Regions from separate parts of the Mus musculus genome. Here region 1 is linked to region 2. A link is a loop called in an ENCODE intact Hi-C map of the cell type or tissue named here. Cell type or tissue: left cerebral cortex. All regions are shown on one strand. Each heading gives the region's core, and the rest is flanking DNA. Links, peaks and the distances in the headings are about the cores only. Region 1 holds the start of Fgd4 (FYVE, RhoGEF and PH domain containing 4). Region 2 holds the start of Vpreb1 (pre-B lymphocyte gene 1).

Region 1 (11,200 bases), core at 1,437-9,436, 270 kb after region 2:
GGATTCATCCCATATACAGTTACCAAATTCAGACACTATTGTGGATGCCAAGAAGTGCTTGCTGATCAGAGCCTGAGGTGTCCATCTCCTGAGAGACCCTGCCAGAGCCTTACAAATACAGAGGTAGATGCTGCTGGCAGTCAACCATTGGACTGAACGTAGGGTCCCTAGTAGAAGAGTTAGAGAAGGGATTGAAGGAGTTGAAGGGGTTTGCAACCCCATAGGAAGAACAACAATATCAACCAACCAGCCCCCCCCCCAGAACTCCCAGGGACTAAGCCATCAACAAAAGGGTACACATGGCTCCAGCTGCATATGTAGCAGACGATGGCCTTGTCATGCATCAGTGGGAGAGGTCCTTGTTCCTATGAGGGCTCAGTAAATACCCCAGTGTAGGGGAATCAAGGGTGGGGAGTTGCAAGTGGGTGGGTGGGTGGGTAGAGGAACACTCACATAGAGGTGTAAGACCCCCTTTCGGGGACCCCCACTCTAGCCTCGGGAGAGAGAGAGAACCCAAAGAAACATGAGAATCCTTTCTTGTTGTAAACACATGAGGCAGTTTAATGACAGAGCTCTGGGTCAAAACGTATCTAACACAGGAGACAGTGGATTCGACCCCAAGGCTCGAAAACTAGGGGGTCTTAATGGGGTAAGGGGCTTAGGGGTGTGGAATTCAGCATAGTGACACACTATTGGCTTATTTAAACATTAACAGAAGAATTACATGTACGTGCAGGGTGTCAGAGTTCTGTGAGTTGTTGACTCAGTTCAGATAGCCTGTTATGTCCTCACATTCCTCTTTATCTTTAAGGTTAAGCTGTTCTCAGGAATGTTTTAGCTACGGGGCATACCCGGGTTTGTTTTTCTTTTTTCTCAGCCCCAGGCAGCCTCTAGGCTCACAAACAACCAGCAATTTCTGAGTACTTTATATGACTTACAGGTCTTGAAATTTCATCTTTCAGAGGCAGGGGGATAGAGGATGGAATAGGGGGGTTTCCTTTCTGGGAGGGGCGGAAACCAGGAAAGGGGATAACACTGAAATGTAAATAAAGAAAATATCCAATAAAAAAAGAAGAAAAAAAGAACTCTAAAGCACATTAGTGCATTATCACTAAATTCCTGAAGGCAGTGTTAGGAATGAGTTGCTATGGTCCATTTTCAGTATGAAGTGTGCTAAAATGTTCCTGAGCTGCAGATAAGCAGGCATCCCCAGGCTCATCTCTCTCCTCTCTAAAGGCTGGAGTCAACTTATCTCACAACTCTGTAGAGTTGGAAAATTACATGTAGTCTGTTATGCAACTAAGTCTAGATGAAAGAAGGAGGGCAATGTGAAGTCCTAAATTATTTTTTAAGTAAGGTACTATATCCTAAATCAATAAGATGGGGATTTGAGAGCAAGTCTGTTCATGAGAGAGAGAGGACAAACTTTTCTTGTATTTAGGGGACTTTAAAAGCTATTGTCGGGCTGGTGAGATGGCTCAGCGGTTAAGAGCACCCGACTGCTCTTCTGAAGGTCCTGAGTTCAAGTCCCAGCAACCATATGGTAGCTCACAACCATCCGTAAGGAGATCTGACTCCCTCTTCTGAAGTGTGTGAAGTGTCTTCTGAAGTGTCTGAAGACAGCTGCAGTGTACTTAGATATAATAAATAAATAAATCTTTAAAAAAAAAAAAAGCTATTGTCTTGAGCCAGGTAACCATGTTAGCTACTTTTGTCTTTTCTCTGTGGTCATGTCCTTTTTCTGCCGTGGAAATGTACATTGGAAACTGCTTCATATTCATAAATCTGTTGACTTTATTACTACATTATCTTTAACAGTGGTCATGATAAACTGGGTCTTGTGCTGTTCTGGAAACCAGTGTTATTCTGTGGATGAAATCTGAAGGGAATCTGTCTGCACCGACTGACTGGCTGGTTAGAACTTCAGTACTGTAGAGAGGTTAGAACGCTGCAAGCCCAGAGGCTAATTAACTTACCTTGGCCTAGCTTTAGCCCAGGGGAACAGTCATTTCTTGTCCACCTCTACTTTAAAACTAACATCCCATGACTAACAGATTAAACTAACCTTTGGAATCTATTGACTGACTTAGATGACTTCTAGCAACCACAAAGCTAAGAATGTCACGAGATAGTATCTCAAGCCTATTCAAAAACCTCCATCTTGCTGGTAACCGCCTCTCTGATATACCTACCAATGGACTTTAAACTTGCCTTGATTTACGACTTTCTTTGTTCTGTGAAACTCTAAGACTGCTTCCGCATTGGAACATGGAATTTGAGGTTGTCTAAATCTGTGTTCCTGGGCCATGGTTACTCAAAAGGGCTGCAGAAGAAACTTTTATTCCCTTTAAGGTGAGAGCTGCGCTTCCTTATTGCTTGAACAGCGCTCCCGGCAAGCTGATTCGCTTCTTCCAAGAGCCGGCGGTGCATCTGGAATTCCGGCTTCTCAGTCATTTTCAAAGCTGGGTTTCCTTACCTAAAGTTTGCAGCGCGGTAGCCTGGGAGACTTTGGCTCTTGAAAGTGTGGTGAGTAACAGCCAGACTGTTCTTCCAGCATCCCAGGGCGTGGTCGGTAAGTAAGCTGATGAGGCGTTTCTGAGGTTCAGGTGAGCCAGGCAGGTGCACTCTGCCTTCCCCTGGGCCAATGGGCGACGCCGGTCCCCCCCAAGCCTCTTCGGCGCTCGGGCGGGACCGCGCTGCACTCTGGCGATTGGCTGTGCAGCGGGGGCGGCCTGGGCCGGCCGCTGCCGGAGAGTCCGACGACGGAGTCGGAGCGCAGGCCCGGGAAGCGAGGCCTGCGCGGGGAGGGAGCGCAGGGAGTCGCGCAACCTGGACGCGCGCGGGGCAAGGCTTGCGGGAGTGACCGCAGGCCACCATGAACAGCGAGAGCGACCATAACTTCAGGCGGGTGGCCATCCGGCGGAAGTCAGGCTCCTACCTGCCGCCCGGGATCCCCCGGCCCTGGAGCAGGCCTTCGCCGCAATTGCGGCGCCTTGACCGTGTCGCGCAACCCAGCCAGGCCGCAGGTAATGCGTGGGTGAGCGGAGCGAGGGCGTGCCGCGTGTTGGGGGGCCGGCGGGGGGCGTGCCGCGCGTGTTGGGGGCGTGACGCCTGTGTTGGGGACTGGCGGAGGGCGTGCCGCGTGTTGGGGGCTTGACGGGGTGTTAGGAGTGGAGTGGGTGTGGGTGTGTGCCTTTGGCTGTTGAGGACCTGGGGGAAAGGGCTGCCTTCTGTTGTGAAAGGGATCCTCACAGGTTAGTTACCCCGCAGGACACTATTCCTAGTTAGTTTGTTCTTTCTCCCAAAGCTTCAAGAATATGGCCAGCTTGTTCTTAAAAAACTAAAGGTGTGCCCTTAGAAAAAGCTTTATTAGGAATTGTACAACCTATTTTTCAATATACTGCTGTTTAAGATTCACCAAATTCCTCTGCTCAGTTGACCTTAGTTCCCTGGCGCTCCCTTCCCGAGGGCAAAAGTCAAACACTCAGATAATGTTTATGTTTTTGAATATTTTGAATCTTAAAAAGAAATCTCACCCTTCTTTACTTTCATTTTGTAATGATTGAGCAAGCAGCTTTGTGTTTTTATCAATATGATCAATGTCGAGACTGGTAAATATGCTGTCTATTCCTTGTCCCGAAGCTATAGAAGGCACATGACAGAAAATCGTGATGGATGGTGTGTTAAGTGTGTGTTCACGTTAGATAAGTCAGGATGTGAGATGATGCATGAACTGGATCACGGAGAGTCCTCTGTAATCATTTCCTGTAGAAGTAAGAAACTGATAAAGTATTCTGGAGATCTCTTCCAGTTCTAGCTGTGATTCACCAAACTGAATGAAAATGTTATTAAGTGAAAATGGTTTGCTTTGTCATCGCATTTTGTCACCCGTTGTTTTCAGCACAGACACTGGTCTGATGCCTCTGTTATGTTACTAGATTTATTTTCAAATGCTTTGAAGAGACGATCAAAATATGAAACATCCTCTTTCAAGAGTCACAGTATAGTCTATAAATTATTTCTGCAAAGCAGCTATGCTTGTAGGAGAAAGGGTTCTGTTTGCTCTTTTATTTATTTGTGCCCTCCCCATTCCCCCACCCCCATACTGGGAGTAGAATTCAGGGCACTTGGGTAAGCAGGCTACTACTCACTATGCCCAGCTATCCTGGTTTTTTGTTTGTTTGTTTGTTTGTTTTTTGGTTTTTTTTCCATCCATTGCTGAAGTCTTCTCCTCCTAATTTTTAAATTTGGTCTTCTCCTCCTAATTTTTATTTTTATTTTTTTAAATATATATTTATTTGAGTATACTATAGCTGTCTTCAGACATACCAAAAGAGGGCATCAGATCCTATTACAGATGGCTGTGAGCCAGCCACCATGTGGTTGCAGGGAATTGAACTCAGGACCTCTGGAAGAGCAGTCAGTGCTCTTAACCACTGAGCCATTCCTCCAGCCCTCCTTCTAATTTTTAAATTCAAAGGGAATCTCTAGCAATTTCAGAAATAGAGTACCACCGGGCAGTGGTGGCGCACACCTTTAATCCTAGTACTTGGGAGGCAGAGGCAGGTGGATTTCTGAGTTTGAGGCCAGCCTGGTCTACAGAGTGAGTTCCAGGACAGCCAGGGCTATACAGAGAAACCCTTTCTCGAAAAACAAAACAAAACAAACCAACAAACAAAAACAAAACAAAAAAAGATTTATTTACAGGGATCCATACCATAATCAACCACCAAACGCAGGCACTATTGCATATGCCAGCAAGATTTTACCAACAGGACCCTGATATAGCTGTCTCTTGTGAGGCTATGCCAGTGCCTGGCAGATACAGAAGTGGATGCTCACAGTCATCTATTGGATGGAACACAGGGCCCCCAATGGAAGAGCTAGAGAAAATACCCAAGGAGCTAAAGGGGCCTGCAACCCTATAGAAGGAACAAAAACATGACCTAACCAGTACCCCCCAGAGCTGTGTCTCTAGTTACATATGTAGCAGAAGATGGCCTAGTCGGCCATCAATGGAAGGAGAGGCCCTTGGTCTTGTAAAGATTATATGCCCCAATATAGGGGAATGTCAGGGCCAGGAAGCAGGAGTGGGTGGGTTGGGGACCAGGGTGGGCAGAGGGTATAAGGGACTTTTGGGATAGCATTTGAATTGTAAATGAAGAAAATATCTAATAGAAATTTGTTTAAATAATAATAAAAAAAGAAATAGAGTACCTATGAACAGTAGAGAAGGCTCAGCAGGTAAATTAGATGCTTGCTTCCAAACGTATGACCTGAGTTCCATCCCTGGTACCTGCATGATGGAAGAAGAGAATCAGTTCTGGTGGGAGGTGCACACATGAGTGCTCCCCCATACAATGAGGAAATGCAGTTTTAAGAGAAGTAAAGAGCTTACAGCAGAGCCTTCTAGTTTTGTTATATTGTATCAGTATTGCCCTTCTAGTTTTGTTATATTGTATCAGTATTGCCCTTCCTGTGAGTCAGCCTTTTCTCGTATTATTGTCAACCTTGGGAAAGAATTACTTGTATCTGAATAGGTGTGGCTGCTCCCTTCACACAATAAAATCTGTAGCAACTGAAGGAAAAGGACCTAGTTTTCTAAAACACCTGTTGAAAGTAAAGAATGTAAGAAAAAAGTGTAGAATGTTTCTTCCTTTGAATCAAATCTGACTTTCCTTATTAAATCTCCCCAAACCATCCATTATTAAATAACTGTTTCCTTCATGGAAAAAATAAGCCAAATTAAATTCTTGGGAAGTGCCAGTTCCTTCGGGGGGAAAAATTTATATGTGGGAGCCGCACAATTGAGATGAATCAGAGTGGACAGTCTTCCAGAGGAATGTTACTTTTCTTAAGGAAGGAAGAAAGTAAAAGAAGAACAAGAACTTGGTGGAAACTCTTGTGGTTCCAGGATTTGGAAGACTGAGCAATGAAGGTTGCTGTGAAGGCCAGCATAGGCTGAGGCTCTGCCTCAAAACCAAGCAAGCAGTGACAACAAAATCAAAACAACACCACCAAGTGGACAAAAAGAGAACTCAGCTGTCACTGTTTAGCCACTGTTCTGTGGCTATGAAACTCTCTTTTAAACAGTACTCTTATTGTGTGTCAAAAATAATAAAAACAAAGTCTACAGACTGCATCTCTGCTTTTGACTAGATGTTAAGTATTCACATGAGGGAGGTGAAGTTTAAAATGTTGAAGACAGAAGTTTGGGAGTCATGTAGCACTCGTGAATCCGGTTCCATCACTAGCTATGAGATTCCCCTGCACAGTGGAAGTGGTGATACTCAATAGGACTGGGATGGTGAAAGTAAGGTTACACACATCAGTTGTCAGGAGCCATTTATTCATTCCTGTGTCTCCCCAAATCTGCCACTAAGAAATTCTTTAGTATCACTTGAACGAACAAATGACTATTCTCCCCCTACATGCTACAGTAGCTATTATCATAGAATGTCTTTTTTTTTTAAAAGAAATTTGTTGTGATACACATAAATATAGATGTACATAAATTTATTTCACAAAAATCATACTAGTAAGAGGATTGATGTACAAAGAGAGTCATTAAGTTGATTGGAGAAATTAACTGGTGATTTGGGGCCAGGATTCAAACCTGAAGGTGTCTAGCTTGAGGATGTTTACTATCCCCTTAGGCAGTGTTTTCAAGACTCCTAAGGAAGTGCTTGAGAGCACTCAGAATTAAGAGTAAGAGACTCAGGTAGTCCTTTGTCTTGGAAGGAGTATTTTGACAATTGTGGACCCACTGTTTAATTTTTAAAAGAATTTTATTTTATGTGTATTTGTGTTTTGCCTGCATGTTGATCTATGCACCATGTGCATGCCTGGTGCCCAAGGCGGCAGGAAGGCATTAGATCACCAAGTACTGGAGTCACGGACTGTTGTGAGCCACCGTGTGGGTGCTAAGAATTGACCCTCTAGTGCTCTGGAAGACCAGAGCACTTAACTGCTGAGCCATCTCTCCAGCCTCTGAATTAATGTTTTAAGATTTAGAAGACAGCCAAGCATGGTTACCTGTACCTGTAATTCTAGCATATGGACGCTGAGGCAAGAAGGTTATCATACTTTCAAAGCCCACAAGTGAGTTATTAGCTGCAGGTCAGTCTGGTCTGAAGACTGAGATTCTGTCTCAGACCAGCTCAAGAAGCCATTTGGTTACTCATGCTCTCAAGATCGATTTCTTCATGGGGAAAATTGGTCGTTGCAGAACAGTTTCTTCCCATGGATTCTAATTCGCAGCAGGAACTCAGATGACGTCTTCTCTACAGGCTTCTGGGTTGGTAGGAGGCATTCATTCACACACACCTGAAGTATTCACACCTCATACTTAAAGACATTGCTATGTTACACACAGAGGTGGACAGTGGAGGATGCTTATTGAGGGGTTAAAGACAGCCCAGGATAATTTGATTTATACATTCTAAAGAATACAGACAGTGTAAGATGAAAATGTTTTTGTTGACAGGTGAGATTTTTATCCTGTTTATATTGTAATTATTGAGTATTTATACTTTTACCATCTTATTTGGGGCTTTATCCAGCCTTTTTGTAGGCTTTCCTTTTTCCTCCTGTGGAGTGGAACATATGGAGGGCTTGGGATTGAGGCCATTGTTCCTACTCAGTGTTGTTTCTGCTAACTCAGTAGCTTATTTCTTTTCCTACCCCATTATCTCATGAAGTGCCTGCAGTGAGAACAACAGTCTGTAGAAAACGGAAGTTTGCAGGGGGAAAAAGTCTCTTGTATAGAGTTCAGCCCATGGTCGAGAGTCTACAAAGTTGATTGACTAATGAGAGTTGTAGTGTTTAGGGCCTTACGTCTAAAGAGGCTTTCCCATTGAGGGACATTGCATGAAGTGGGTAGAAAGGAGCATTGTATTCTGGAAAGCCTTTAATAACATAGTCTACATTTCTCAGCTGTCTCTCCATCTTGTTTTCTTCCCAGAAATGTGTTCTACTGGATTTAGCACTCATAGTCCAGACTGTAATTCCAGAGGTGGAAGTATGTATGGAGGCCCAGTTCAAGAAGTTTTAGAGAGAACAGTGTTTCTGTTGGTAGTGTGTGCCATTTTGGCAAAGAAAAGAATCTGTCTGTTTTTTGCCCTTGTCCTAAGAATTTACCCAAGGCTGAATTAAAAAGTAAGGGGTATCCAAAAACAAAACAAAACAAAACAAAACAAAACAAAACAACAAAAGAGCAGGGTGTGGTGGCTCACACCTTTAACCCCAGCACTTGGGAGGCAAAGGCAGGTGAATTTCTGAGTTCCAGGCCAGCCTGGTCTACAGAGTGAGTTCCAGGACAGCCAGGGCTATACAGAGAAACCTTGTCTCGAAAAGCCAAAACCAAAAAAAAAAAAAAAAAAAAAAAAAAAAAAGTAAGGGACAGGATTTTGGCAGAGAAAAAATTTAAGACTGTAAATAATGTTGAGCCTATAAAATGCTTATGCAGTTCTATAGAGCTCTTATGCAGCTCTACAGAGAAGAGCAAATGGGACTAAAAGAAATACAAAATATACAGTTTGGAGAAAAAAAAGAATGTTAAGAAGATTAATGCCTGTGGTGGTTTGAATATGTCCCAGGGAGTGGCACCATTAGAAGGTGTGGTCTTGTTGGAGTAGGTGTGGTCTTGTTGGAGGAAGTGTGCCACTGTGGGGGAGGGCTTTGAGACCCCCCCTAGCTGCCTGAGGAGTCAGTCAGTCTTCTAGCTGCCTTCTGAACAAGATGTAGCTCCTCAGCTCCTCCAGTGCCATGCCTTTCTGGACACTGCCATGCTCTCGCCTTGATGGTAATGGACTGAACCTCTGAACCTAGAAGCCAGTCCCAATTAAATGCTGTCCTTTATAAGAGTTGCCTTGGTCATTGTGTCTCTTCACAGCAATGAAACCCTAAAAAAAAAAAAAAAAAAATGCCACTAAGTGGCTATTTCCTCCTATGTACTAGAACATTGGGAAGGGTGCCTTCAGGGTAAGATCCCCTCCTGGCTAAGTTTACAACTTGTGAAAGAAGAAAGCCTAAGAGGTGGCTCATTTCTAGAAAGCAATTGCTTTAACATACAAAAACTGCTGCTAATGGAGTCAAAGAGTCTGAGAGTCCATCCTAAGTTTGCAGCCAAATTTGGCAGGATTGTTTATGTGTAACTGGCTTTGAAGGCATGAAAGATGCAAGAGAAAAGGACCTGATGGATATTTCCTGACAATTTTAGAGAGATGCTGAAGCAAGACAATACATTGCTGTGTAGTTCCTGTAAAGCAGTAGAGGCCATTGCATGAAACTGAAAGGTAAACATTTTGATGGCACCCCAAAATGTTAGATATGCCAGAGCCATAAGACTTCTGCCAGGGAGAGCTGTAGACTTGGAATAGAACCAGCCCAGGAAAGAATGTATGTTGTAGTCAAGAAAGCTGAAGGGGTGAAGCATATGAGCTGTGACACTGGGTATGGAGTTATAAGACCAATGTTTGCCCAGTTCAATTTTGGTTTTCCCACAGTCCAGTCTTTCCTCAATATGCCCTCCTTCTTCTATATTGGAATACAAGTGTACATTCTGTGTCATTATGTTTGTAATATATAATTTTTTTTATTTTACTGGAGGCTGTCTAGTAGTCTTGAAATGGTGTAGTCTAGGGGTCTTGATCAGGTTCATTTTCTCTGCCAGTTAAAAGCAGAGAATTAAAAGGCAGGAAATGTCTATAATATAAGTGGTAGCAGCAGAGAAATCACAAGCACTGCAGACAGAATCAGAGTTAAAGAATGTGTTTCCTGGGTGTGAGGAGACATATAAATGCAGCAATCACACAGAGAAAAGACCCTCTTCAAGGCAGAGTGGGGATTTGGAAAACTGACAGTCCAGTCTCTTTTACAGGCTTGGGGGGTTTCAAAGGCTCTGAAGAATTTTCTCTCCTATGTCAGGGTTGCTCTGTTTAGACACAGACTGGATGCTTGATTGGTCTGCAACTATGTGTGATATGTCTCAAACTGGCCTTGAGCCACAGGGGGCCTGCTTGTGGGAAACAAAAGCTGCTAGGCTCTTGTTTCAAGCCAGGAGGTCATCTTGTAAATTTACCACCCTTATTCCTTAGCCAGGCCTTTCCATGTGTCTTCCTACCAAGGAGTCTGTCTAACTCCTGGTTTCTCAGCCTTAGATCTCAAAAGAGACTTTGAACATTTGAACAGTATTAAGACTGTTAAAATTGTGGGACTTTTGAAGTTGGATTAAATAAGATAGCCATGAAACTATGGGAACCAGAGAATGAATGGGTGATTTGAAGGAGAAACATCCTTGTAGGCTCTGGTATTTGAACACTTGACATCCAGTTGGTGGGAATGTTTGGGAGTTTATTGACCCCTTAGGAGGTGCAGCCATGTTGTAAGTAATATAACAGTAGAGTCAAGCTTTGACAGTTTACAGATTTGACAGACTATCTGCTTCCTGGGTATGGATATGTACATTTCAGCTCTCTTCCTGTTTGGATGTATGCAGTGATGGACTTTTCTGGAGTAGTAAGTCAAAATAAACTCTTCAGCAAGTTGTTCTTGGAATTTTATCACAGCATGAAAAGTACAATGGCCAAAGAATATATAATGATCCAAAAATTTAGGTGACAGCAGATGCTGGTAAGGATGTGGAGAAAGAGGAACACTCCTCCACTGCTGGTGGGATTGCAAGCTTGTACAACCACTCTGGAAGTCAGTCTGGAGGTTCCTCAGAAAATTGGACATAATACTATGGGAAGATCCAGCAATACCTCTCCTGGACATATACCCAGAAGAAGTTCCAACTGGTAATAAGAACACATGCTCCACTATGTTCATAGCAGCCTTATTTATAATAGCCAGAAGCTGGAAAGAACCCAGATGTCCCTCAACAGAAGAATGGATACAGAAAATGTGGTACATTTACACAGTGGAGTACTACTCAGCTATTAAAAACAATAAATTTATTAAATTCTTGGACAAATGGATGTATTTGGAGGATATCATCCTTAGTGAGGTAACCCAATCACAAAAGAAGTCATTAGATATGCACTCACTAATAAGTGGATATTAGCCCAGAAACATAGAACACCCGAGATACAATTTGCAAAGCACAAGAAAATCAAGAAGAGGGAAGACCAATGAATAGGTAGATACTTCATTCCTCCTTAGAATAGGGAACAAAATACCCATGAAAGGAGTTACAGAG
Region 2 (11,200 bases), core at 1,105-9,104:
ATGGTTGTATGTATGTATGTGTGTGTGTTTTAAAAGAAAAAAAAAGGAATACAAAGTTGGGTGGGTAGAGATGTAGAGAGGAATTCAGGGAGGGGAAAACATGATCAAAATATAATATATGAAAAAATTTTTTTCTAGTAAAAGATGTTAAAAAAAACCCAACAAGCAAAAGAACCAAAACCTAAAAGCAAAGCAAAACAAAACAAAACAACCCTATTTGGGCACTTGAAATGTAGAGGTAAGAGAATCAACAGTTTAAAGTCATACTAGGGAACTCAGGGCCAGCCTGGACTACTTGAGATTCTATCTCAAACAACCCCTCCCCACTCCACCCCAAAAAGGAAAGAAAGAAAGAGAGAAAGGAAGAATGAATTCATTTGGAGGCTCTGCCTGTGCTCCCTGATTGTTCTACCACCCTGAAAAATACTGTTTGGTGACCCCCTCTTCTTTCTGGTGCTGGATATAGAAGCCAAGCTCTAGCATGGAGCTGCACCCAACCTCAGAGCTCTAACGCTGTGTACTGGTGTCAAGCCTCTCTCCCATACCCATACCCCTTGTCCAGGTGTCTGTCTTAACTAACTCACATTACATTGTGCTATGGCCAGTTATACCTTGCAAGAGGACATGCAAACTTCATATCTGGACCACTGTTGGCCCCTGATGTAGCTTTCTGGGCAGGATATATCATTTGAAACCTGCTGGCAGGGGAGGACAAAAGACAATAATAAGCACAAACACCCTACCAACCAAAACCACATCAAACAAAATAAAACAGAAAAAAAAAGATGTATTTTTTCTTTATAATAACATATATATAATATATATATATATCTGTTATATATATATATGTTTTATATGTATGTTTCCCCTGAATATTTGCATGTGGAGCCCAGAAGAGGGTGCTGATTCCCTGGAAATAAAGTTACAGACTGTTGTCAACCACCACATGGGTGATACATATTGAACCTGGGCCCATCTCTCCAGCCCCACGTTCCTTTTTTTTGTTGTTGTTGTGTTGGGGGTTGAACCCAGGGCTCCATGCATGCCAGGCAAGTATCCTAACACCAACCATACCTCCAGTCTCCCTTTCTTTTTGATCCACAGACATACAACATTACTGTTTTGTAACAAGAGTTTTACTCTGTATTTTAGGTTGACCTTGAACTGGTGGCAATCCTCTTGTCTCAGTCTCTCAAAGTGACAAAATTATAGTCCTAGGCCACCATGTCTAGCTGCATTAATATTTATAAATACACTATTGTATATATTTTAAAACCCGAAGACTTTTGTTCAGACAAGGTCAACCTTCTGGGTAAAGGTGACGTGAGACATCTGCTTCCTAATGAGACGACTCAGTGAGTGATGTGCTTGTCGTGCAAGCATATGGACACAAGTTTGATCCTTAGGACCAACATGAAGAGCAAGATGTGGTAGCATGGGCTTAGAATCCCAGCACTGGGAAAGTGGAGAGGCTGATCACAGTGCAAGCTGGCTAGCTAATCTAGCAGAAATGGTAAGCTGTAGGTTTACTGAGAAGCAAGCACAGAAACAAATGATAAGTGCTAGTGAGACTGTTCACGTGGACAGTGAGCCCTGTGAGGCAGACAGGACTGTGATGGAAGGACCAGATGAGACAGCCGTGAGAAAACATTGCTGGGGAATTGTCATCAGCATTATCATTCAAAGTAAAGATCAGAAACAACCTAGTAGTCAGCAAAGAGCACTGTTTAGAAACAATGAAGATGTCAATGAAAATTCCTTCACTAAAAGGGTTTCTGTTACTCCTTATCATGTATGGAGGTGAACCTGGGCTGTTACAGTCCTTGCTCTGGGGCCATAAAAGAATAAAAATTGCCCCAAGTAAAAACTTGAATGTTTTCCCTAAATATAAAATTTCACACAAGAGCCAAGTATTTTCAAAAACTGTCTTGCCTCTGACTTCCTGACCTAACTCCCCCTGAGAACCACACTTGGCACCGCAGGCCTGTCTATCCATGGCTTATCTAGGTTATTGCTGTTTCTTTGGTACCTAGTGTGCAATGCTTGTTTGCTGGAGCAATGAAAAGAAATGACTGGGAATTGTCATAGCCTCTGATGTCCATTCTGGGGAAGTTTTGGTTCTATCAGATAGAGGAGTCAGAGGCCAGAAAGGAAAACTGGAAACAGATTATTCTATGAAGGTTTTTAAAGTTCCTGTCTCTTCCAAAGAAAGTACTAGGTGTTGGGACAGTCCTGCCACTGTGGTTGGGATGGAGACACTGTCATCATATTGTTCTATAATGGGAACATGGGTCACACTAGAGCTGGAGTTGTAGGACATGGATTTGACCCTGAACCTGTTTGCTCTAGAACCTGTGCTCTATCCTGTTGCCTCTAAGAATGTTTTTGCTATATTGCCCTGTAGTACTTACTAAGCCTGATATAGACTCCTATCGGGTTCTTACCTTATAGCTCCTGAAAAATAAGCTAGCTATGTGACAGCAGGGACTTTTTTTTCTCACTCTAATGGGAAGTAGTAGATGGTGAGCAAACACAATTGAATGAATCTCTGAATACATGACAACAGTTTTACCTGTAAAACTAATAATATGCTTATATATCATTAAAATCAAAACCAAACCAAACCAAACCAAAAACTTACTTTATGTTGGGTTTGGTAGGAGGCAAGTAGATCTCTTAGCATGAGTTTGAAGGCAGCCTGGTCTATACAGTGAGTTCCAGGACAGTCAGGGCTACACAGTGAGACCTCATCACATTAAAAACAGCAGCAGCAGTAGCAACAGCAGCAACACCTAACGTTACTGCCAGCAAACACTTCTATTTCTAGGCATTCTTTCTCTCTGGTTTCCAAGTTTTGGGAATTTTGTATCTCTTCTTCTCTTCTACAACCTAAGATCCAAATTATTGACTAGACTGACAAGTCCCTTCAGACACAGACACGCTGCCTTAGCCGGACTCTGTCACATATCCAGGTAAAGGTCAGTAATAGAAAGGCACAACTCGCTCTCAGCTGCCGTCCACTTGCCAGGCTATGCAGCTGCCGTCCACTTTGAATATACATTTATCTTCAGCTTTGACTCAAAACAAGTAAGTAGTTTTAGCACTTCAGCACAAGGGGACTTTGTAATGCTCTATCACTATTTCAAAGGAAGAAAAAAGATTTCTAATGCCAAGTATGCTGGCATACACCTGTAACTGCATCTTTCACGAGGCTGGATGCGGCAGGGGAAGCTTGAGTTTTAGGCTATACTCAGTTACATAGCAATAAGCTGTTTAAAACATTTTTTTTTTCTTCTTTTAAGGTACAGAACTAGACAATCCAGGGCCTTGACAGGAACATTTCCCTTTACCTAGACCAGATTCTACTCTAGAGAGCTTTTGTAACTGTGATTAATGTCAAGACTTCCCTAATTAAGGCTCATCTTCCATTTCAAAGTGAAAACCAATGAGAAAACCTGGACTTGATGGCTTATAAGCATCACCTACACACCACACTCACACTTTGTGACTCTGAAACAACACTATTCACTTAAGCTTTTGCTGTGTGTGTGTGTGTGTGTATGTGTGTGTATTGGGCAAAGACAGCGTCTTGTGTGGCCAAGGCTGGCCTCTTAACTATATAGCCACTACGGCCTTGATCTTCCTATCTTCAACTCCTGAGTGCTGGGAATTCAGGAGTACACCAAAATGTCTAGCCAAAATTTTTATATATGATCACTTAAATAAGACTCCTTAACATAAACCTACATGATATACCAAGTCTTTTCTGCCAAGGCTCTGACACTATAGTTTGTCCTATTCTGGAGTTAGGTAAGCAAAGGGCTATTTAGGTGTGGATTGCAAAGAGAGAATAGCAAGACAACCTGCCCATTCTTTGCCACACCTCACTAATCAGTGTCCCTTGGAAAGCACTGTAAATATGGAGGTTTCTTTTTGTATTATGTAGTAGTGGATTTAACTTGAGGAGCCCCAAAAGGGGTCAGCAAAGCATGGGAAATCTAAGAATTTAACACTTCAGTGACTTTTAATCACCTACAGATCCAGGAAAATAAGCCTGTCTCTTAACTCCTTCTTTGTATCTAGTATGCTGCAGCTCTGTCTACCAACATTGCTATAAAATAGGAGTTAAAGTTAAACAAACAAATAAACAGTTATTTTGTGTGTGGATATGTATGGGCACGCACATGCTGCCGGTCACAGGTCAGAAGACAAATTGTGGGATTCAGCTCTCTCTTTTTACAACGTGAGTTCCCGGGGTCGGAACCTTGGTTGTAAGAGCGCTGAGCCATCTCATCATCCTAGTTTAAAAAGCCAGAATAAATCGCAGTGCATAACAATTCAGACTAGCGACAAGGGACCTTGGCGAACGGTGAAAATTCCCCCCTTTCTCTGGCTATCAAATCCAAGTCGTCCTGGCTTTTCACAGTCCTGTTCCCAAAGGCCGGGTTCCAAATAGGTTAAGAGAGGTCATCCGTTCTTCCCTATGCATAACTAGCTGGCCCTCGACTCTAGCTCATTGGTTTACCCAAGTTTTCTCCTAATCTGCAGAGATCAAGTCCGAGAACAGCCTGGGTCTCCAGACAGAGCAGGCTCCGGGAGGCAGCGAGTGGAACCTTCGGATAAGAACGCAAACCGCAGGCCTGAGCCTCTGTGGGCAGCACAACTTCCCTGAGCCGGTTTCCCTACCCTCAACTAGGGGGAAACGTCTCACCTCGGGGCCGCGGGGAGCTCGTTGGAAAAGCGACCACTGCCCACTAAACGCGGCTCCACCGCCGCCCAGAGGCCCCACGGCGAGGGCTGGATGGCGAAAAAGCCGCGCCAGGGCAGGACCCTCCCCCACGCCCCCGCCCGGGTCGGAGCGCTGCTACCATTCCGGAAATGCCTGGGGAAAGCCAGCGTCTTCCGCTTCCTCGAGCAGCCAGCATCCCACTGCTCACCCGCCGTGCCGCTGCGCCTCTCGCTCCGGCTGTGCTTTCCCCGGTGGCCACTCACGAACTCACTTCCGGCTCTGTCCGTCTGTGGCGTCCCCTCATCTGCCCTCCGATGTCGACACTAAGGTGTCTGCAAGTTCCGAGGCTGGTGAGTTCCGGGTGCCTTGCTGTCTGCTTCCTGTTGGGAGCAGCAGGGGCTCCCCAAGTCTCCATTGTGTCTCCAAAAAATCATCCGGAGAAGACATTAATGACGATTGTCAGTATGATTACGAGAACTGATGAAAATATGCAATTAATGATTAAAATAAAAATGTAAAGTTTATTTTTATTTGATATGCATTGGTGTTTTGCTTGCATATGCACATCCGTGCGGGGGTGTCAAATTCCCTGGAACTGGGGATAGTTGTGAGCTGCCATATGGGTACTGGGAATTGAACCCAGGTCCTTAACCACTTAACCAGCCCAATAATTAAAATAATTTAAACATTTCAGATAGCAGGCTTTTTCAGTGTTAGCAACATCTGTGAGCGGGATGGTGGCTCTTACCAGGAATCAAGCAATCAGAAGGTTGAGACAGCGAGTTAGAGGTCATTCAGGGCTACATAGTGAATTTCATTCCAGCTTGGGACTATAGGCTATACAAGACAAAACAAAACAAAGCACCTTTTAAAATTTTGAAGACCACACTACTTGTGTTAATGTATCTGGAAGATAATATGTAATTTTTTTAGAGTATTAGAATTATGGAAGTTTTAAAATAGTTTTGATGACTTTATTAGCATACCGTTTTTTAATAGCCTGGTATGGTGGCTCACAACTTTGATCTCGGCACTTGGGAGGCAGAGAAAGGCAGATTTCAGTGAGTTCGAGGCCAGCCTCATCTGCACATTGAGTTCCAGAATAGCCAGCCAGAGCAAAATAGTGGGATCCTGTCTTAAAAAAAAAAAAAAATATATATATATATATATGTATGTATATATTCAGATTGTCTCATTATGTAGCCAAGGCCATCCTGGAACTCACTGGAACTCACTGTGGACCCAGGCTGGCCTCAAACTTATGTTTTTAAGCCATCCTTTTGTTACCAAGACTGGCTATGACAGCCCCAACTTGTCAACGAGACAAGTAAGAAACCTATAAGATGGCTCAGCAGGCAGACAGTGGCTGCCAAGCTGGCCATGTGAACACAAAAGAAATGAAAATAAAAATGTAATTAAAAGAGATAATACTAAAAAGCAGAGGAAGGAGATTTATTTAGTGTGCTCACATATGGTAGAGGAACATCTAAAGAGGCCCAGTGACTGCTCCCACACATATTTGGGGTCTGATATGAGGCTTAGGTTTAAGGAGAAAACTCTTGTCCCCTTTACCAGGCATTTAAAGTGAACTACAGATCTGCTTATTTGGGGCTCAGCCTCTCAAGGGGAGTTGAGGTCACTCTCCCTCAGGGAGACAAGCCCGCAGTCCTGGGTTCTGGCCCATGACGTTCCAGCAGGTGCTTCCTCCCAGAATGCTTCCCTGGGTCAAACCCAGAGCCACAAAGGCTTCCATTAGACCATTCTGGTAAGTGACAGAGTCACAGAGCCCAGAAAGCCTGGGAGGGTGGTGAGCAGGAACCAGGGGTGCAGTGACCCTCTCCCCAAAGCAGGGAGGAGAGTGCTTCCCAGCTGGTCAGGGCCCAGGAGCAGTGGCTGTAGGGGGCAGGGTGCTGCAGGTCTGGAGCCATGGCCTGGACGTCTGTCCTGCTCATGCTGCTGGCCTATCTCACAGGTAAGGAAACTCTTGGGGCCCAGGGCTTCTTTGCTCCTCCTATGGCCTTGCTCTGCCCCAGTGATGGACATGCTTCTATCTTCTCAGGTTGTGGCCCTCAGCCCATGGTGCATCAGCCACCATTAGCATCTTCTTCCCTTGGAGCCACCATCCGCCTCTCCTGTACCCTGAGCAACGACCATAACATTGGCATTTACAGCATTTACTGGTACCAGCAGAGGCCGGGCCACCCTCCCAGGTTCCTGCTGAGATACTTCTCACACTCAGACAAGCACCAGGGTCCCGATATCCCACCTCGCTTCTCCGGGTCCAAAGATACGACCAGGAACCTGGGGTATCTGAGCATCTCTGAACTGCAGCCTGAGGACGAGGCTGTGTATTACTGTGCCGTGGGGCTCCGGAGCCAGGAAAAGAAGAGGATGGAGAGGGAGTGGGAAGGAGAAAAGTCGTATACAGATTTGGGATCTTAGGCTCTGGAGACATTCAGACCCTGAACTGAAGACAGAGTTTGCTTTGCTCGGCTAGTCTGGTATGGGAAGGAGGGGTAGAACGTGAGGTTTTGCAGAGCCTAGAAGATGGAATTATGCAGCTTTTCCTTGTTCTGCGGTGTTGCTATGAGCCCCCATTGGAGGCTGGATTGTAGAATTAAAGCTGTTTTTACTGAATTTGGTCTGGCTGGTTTGTGATCTCAGAACAAGTTTAAGAGCTGGCTAGGTCAAAGGTCATGCTCAGTTTGGCCAGGTACCCATCTCTGAGGCAGAACATTTGTCTGAACCCTATTGTTATGATCACGGGGCAAATGGATGATAAAAGCATCTTGGAGGGGGACCTTCTTGCAAAGGATGGGGTCTCCTGTTGTCATCTCCACAGTTACCGAGCAAAGGAGCCCAGCAAATGCCATCCCTGGGCCTCTACTTTGGGGGAGAGCAGGTGCCAAGTGACAGGTGTGGAGCAGGTTTACCTCATTGTTACTAGAGTGATGATTTGGGATGGACAGACCTTTGTGTTACCTAGCCTGTAATCCTACTGGGGTGTGCTCTCCACATTTTCTCTGCTGTTAGAAGTAGGTTGTAGTTGGTGCAAACTAGCAAAGGTCTTTGACCAAACTTCAGCTAAGTCTGTCTGGGTTCGATTCTCAACTAGGCTTCAACCCTGGCTCATGAAGACCACTCAAACACCTAGTTCCTGACATCAGAAGATCTCGTGTTTAGAAGGACCCAAGGCCCTCTTGAAGTATCTTCTGAAAGCTGAAGAATAAAATATACTCTGGTGAGGCACCTGTTACAGTCTATACTGAAGAACAGGAATCTAACCTCAAAATACCTGAGTTAGCACAACTGGTATGGAGTTGGCAAAAACCGCACATTTCTGATTATAAACCAGTGATTAATGAAGGTGACTGCTGGTATCAGGACCTCCCAAACCTATGACATCACATAGGTGACAGACCCGTTACCAAGGCAACAGCTACCATATTCCCAGAATCCACTTGGCTCACCCCCCCATCTTTACCTGCATTACATCGTTTTCCATATAAATAAGGGGAATGCCCCTCTCCCCTCTCTCTTTTTCCCCTTCTCTTTCTGCCACCACCTCTTCCCTTTCACCTTTCACACGTGGAACTGCTTGTTCCAAGTGTGTTGTGTTCAGACTAGAGCTGCTATTGTAACACACCAGTGACTATATGCAAATATGACATTCTATACAAAGGACATGTCTTTGGTATTTGAGGGTCATGGAGCCATATACCATGGATACCAAGGGCAAGTCTTTTTCCCAGTTTGTAATTTATTTTTCATTTAAGAAATGATTTTATTTCTTCTTCTTCTTCTTTTTCTTCTTCTTCTTTTTCTTCTTCTTCTTCTTCTTCTTCTTCTTCTTCTTCTTCTTCTTCTTCTTCTTCTTCTTCTTCTTCTTCTTCTTCTTCTTCCTCCTCTTCTTCTTCTTCCTTCTTCTTCTTCTTCCTTCCTCCTTCCTTCTTCCTCTTCTTCTTCTGTGGTTTTTCGTAGAACAGGCTGGCCTCAAACTCAGAAATCTGCCTGCCTTTGCCTCCAAGTTTGAAATTACTTCTTATTTGTGTGTGTGTGTGTGTGTGCATGAGTGCATACCACATGAACGCTGGGGCTTGTGGAGGCCAGAAGAGGGCATGGAATCTGGAGCTTACACCTGCCTGATGTGTGCTAAGAACTAGAACCACACTTGGGTCCTCTGGTAACAAGTGCTCATGATCACTGAGCCCCACTTTTTTTCCATCTTTAAAAATTATGTCTCAGGGTAGCATATGATGTAATGGGTTTCATCTTGGCATTTTTATTCACTTGTGTTATTGTACTGTAAGGGTTCATGATTCTCCAAAGAATGGTATCCCAAACTCAAATAGTATGTAAACACAAAGAGTGTTTATTCTGCAGAAGTGCAGCATGCAGGGGGTCTCCCCATTGCCAGATAGAGACACACCCAAGTGAGCTTTGCAGGCTGGATTTAAAGCACATCATGCTACTGGGGTAGGTGACCTCTGTGTTAATCTGTTGGGCCCATCCCTAAGGCCATTCCATTACTGTGGTGTGGGGGTTGGAAACTTGATGGGGAGGTCTGGAAACTTACTGTGGAAGTAGCTGAGGAAGTCTAGAAACTGCTGCTGCCCCATTGTCCTTGCCTCAGGCCAAGTGGCTGGGACATTCCATTACCTGGGCGTGAAGGCTGGAGCCTGGAATTTTTTCCATTTGTTATTGACTTGCTTGTGCTTGCCTGGACTTGCCCATTTTTAAGCCTAGTCTCCTTAACTGCAATTTGAAGTCTGTCCTGGAATTGGCCCAGTTTTCTCAGTACTTTGTTATTATACATTCTGCTTTCCAAGTCTGTGACTGCCCTGCCCCCTGCTTCCTGTGGCAGGCCTCCTGTCACACAGATAACCCTGCCTTTTCTGCTTTCATGTCACCTGCATTCCATCATCGTTTTTGTCACTTTTAAGATTCTTTTCATGATCCCCTTTCTCATTTCATGATCTAAAAGCACAAACATACACTTACTGTTTGCATTCTAAGTACTTCCTCACAGTTACCTGGCAACAGCCAGGTGTGCCTGACTCACTATAAAAGGGGCTGCTTCCCCCCCCCCCCATTCTTGCTCTCTCTTGCTCTTGTCTTCCTGCTCCAGTTCTCTCCCCATTCCCCTCCCCCTCTCTCCCCATGATCATGGCTGGCCTTTACCCCCCCCCTCTGTCTCTACTACCCTCTTGACTCCCCTCCCCATGCCCTGAATAAACTCTATTCTATACTATACCAGATCATGTGGCTGGTCCCTCGGGGGGGGGGGGGGGGAAGGGATGCCTCAGCACGGGTCTGCTGAGGTACCCGCTTCCCCACACCTCACCACACATCCACCAGAACATACCCCCCTTTATCTTTTTATAAAAACATCACTTACGATCACATACACATGTGTATGCATACATATATAATTTAAATCTAGGTTCTGTGTGTGAGGAGAGGGGTATTTTCTGCTATCAAAGCAGGACAGAAGTATCTGGATAGGAGACAGCCTTCTACACAAAGAAGAATCAGGTATCTTGAGTGTTGAGCAAGGGGATGGTCTGATGGCTACATCTGGATAACTGCAGGAAGCTGTGGTCTGTGGCTGCTTCTTGCCCTGAGCCTATGATAGGACAGGGCTCAAAGAACAGTTGGGACAGTATACATTTGGGTTAAGTCTGGAGATCTGGCACTGCTCCAAGGGGAACCATGGGTTCTGGGTCCTGGGATGTGGGGTTGCTGGGGTGGGGTAACTTAGTCAATGTCCCTTGGATCCTTCTCCAATCTCCAAAATATAAGGAGTTCAAAGTGGGCAGAGAGGGCCATGTGCCTCAAGTGAGGAAAAGCTAGATGGTATCAGAGGTCCCTGTGCTTCATACATCTTTAAGGGAACTTGCACTTTATAGCCTGCTATTTTGTCCTTGTCCTGATGGGCCATGAGCACTTCAAGATGTAACACTTATCCCTCAGGGTTTCCAGTCAGTGTTTGTGGGACACGGAGATCCAAGCAAAATGTCATGAGTCCATGGAGTCTGATTTCACTGTGGCTCTCATGATCTTAGTGGGACAGCAAGATGTCTGCCTGTCACAGCCTTCCACAGTGTGGCTGGATGGATGAAGGGGAAGTCTTGGGTGGCCAAGTGAATGCTTCCACAACCGAGGAAGCTCATCGGCTTTGGAGGAAGATGGTACAGAACGTTCTGAGGTTCTTCCATGCCACAGGAAGCCTATAGGTCACAGAAAACAGTGATGAGGATAGACTTTGCATGTTTTTGATCATCCTGAAAAACAATTAAGACGGTTGATAAATAAGTTTTATTTCACAATGCATACGGTGTATCCAAAGAGCAGGTAATATCCCCCTACCCAATTTCTATTCACTTTCTTTATTTTATGTTGTTTTTTTTGAGACAAGATCTTGTTATATGTCACAGGCTGGCCTTGAAATCACCACCCTCCTGTCTTAAC

What was found. A loop is a pair of places that touch in the nucleus more often than their neighbours do. Peaks named below come from ENCODE experiments on the same cell type or tissue, not always from the same donor. Only the 100,000 strongest peaks of a DNase experiment are listed, where the experiment ranks them.
Region 1: it touches region 2 in a loop (5-fold over the local background); 3 of 42 quality-filtered maps call a loop at or near these places.

What each region holds. Positions count from the first base shown.
Region 1 is chr16:16,591,604-16,602,803 of GRCm38, reverse strand. It overlaps Fgd4 (FYVE, RhoGEF and PH domain containing 4), which reads left to right and starts at 2,826. Exons shown (of 17, transcript NM_001301817.1): 1 at 2,826-3,026. The coding sequence starts at 2,876. In left cerebral cortex, for the core only: a CTCF peak has its summit at 6,030; DNase peaks (open chromatin) are centred at 2,517, 2,785 and 5,975; H3K4me3 peaks cover 1,220 bases.
Region 2 is chr16:16,864,567-16,875,766 of GRCm38, reverse strand. Vpreb1 (pre-B lymphocyte gene 1) reads left to right here and starts at 6,512. Exons shown (of 2, transcript NM_016982.2): 1 at 6,512-6,701; 2 at 6,789-7,366. The coding sequence starts at 6,656. The coding sequence ends at 7,171. Top3b (topoisomerase (DNA) III beta) reads right to left here and starts at 5,031. Exons shown (of 18, transcript NM_011624.3): 1 at 4,712-5,031. In left cerebral cortex, for the core only: a CTCF peak has its summit at 5,092; DNase peaks (open chromatin) are centred at 4,624 and 5,014; H3K4me3 peaks cover 1,731 bases; H3K27ac peaks cover 1,272 bases.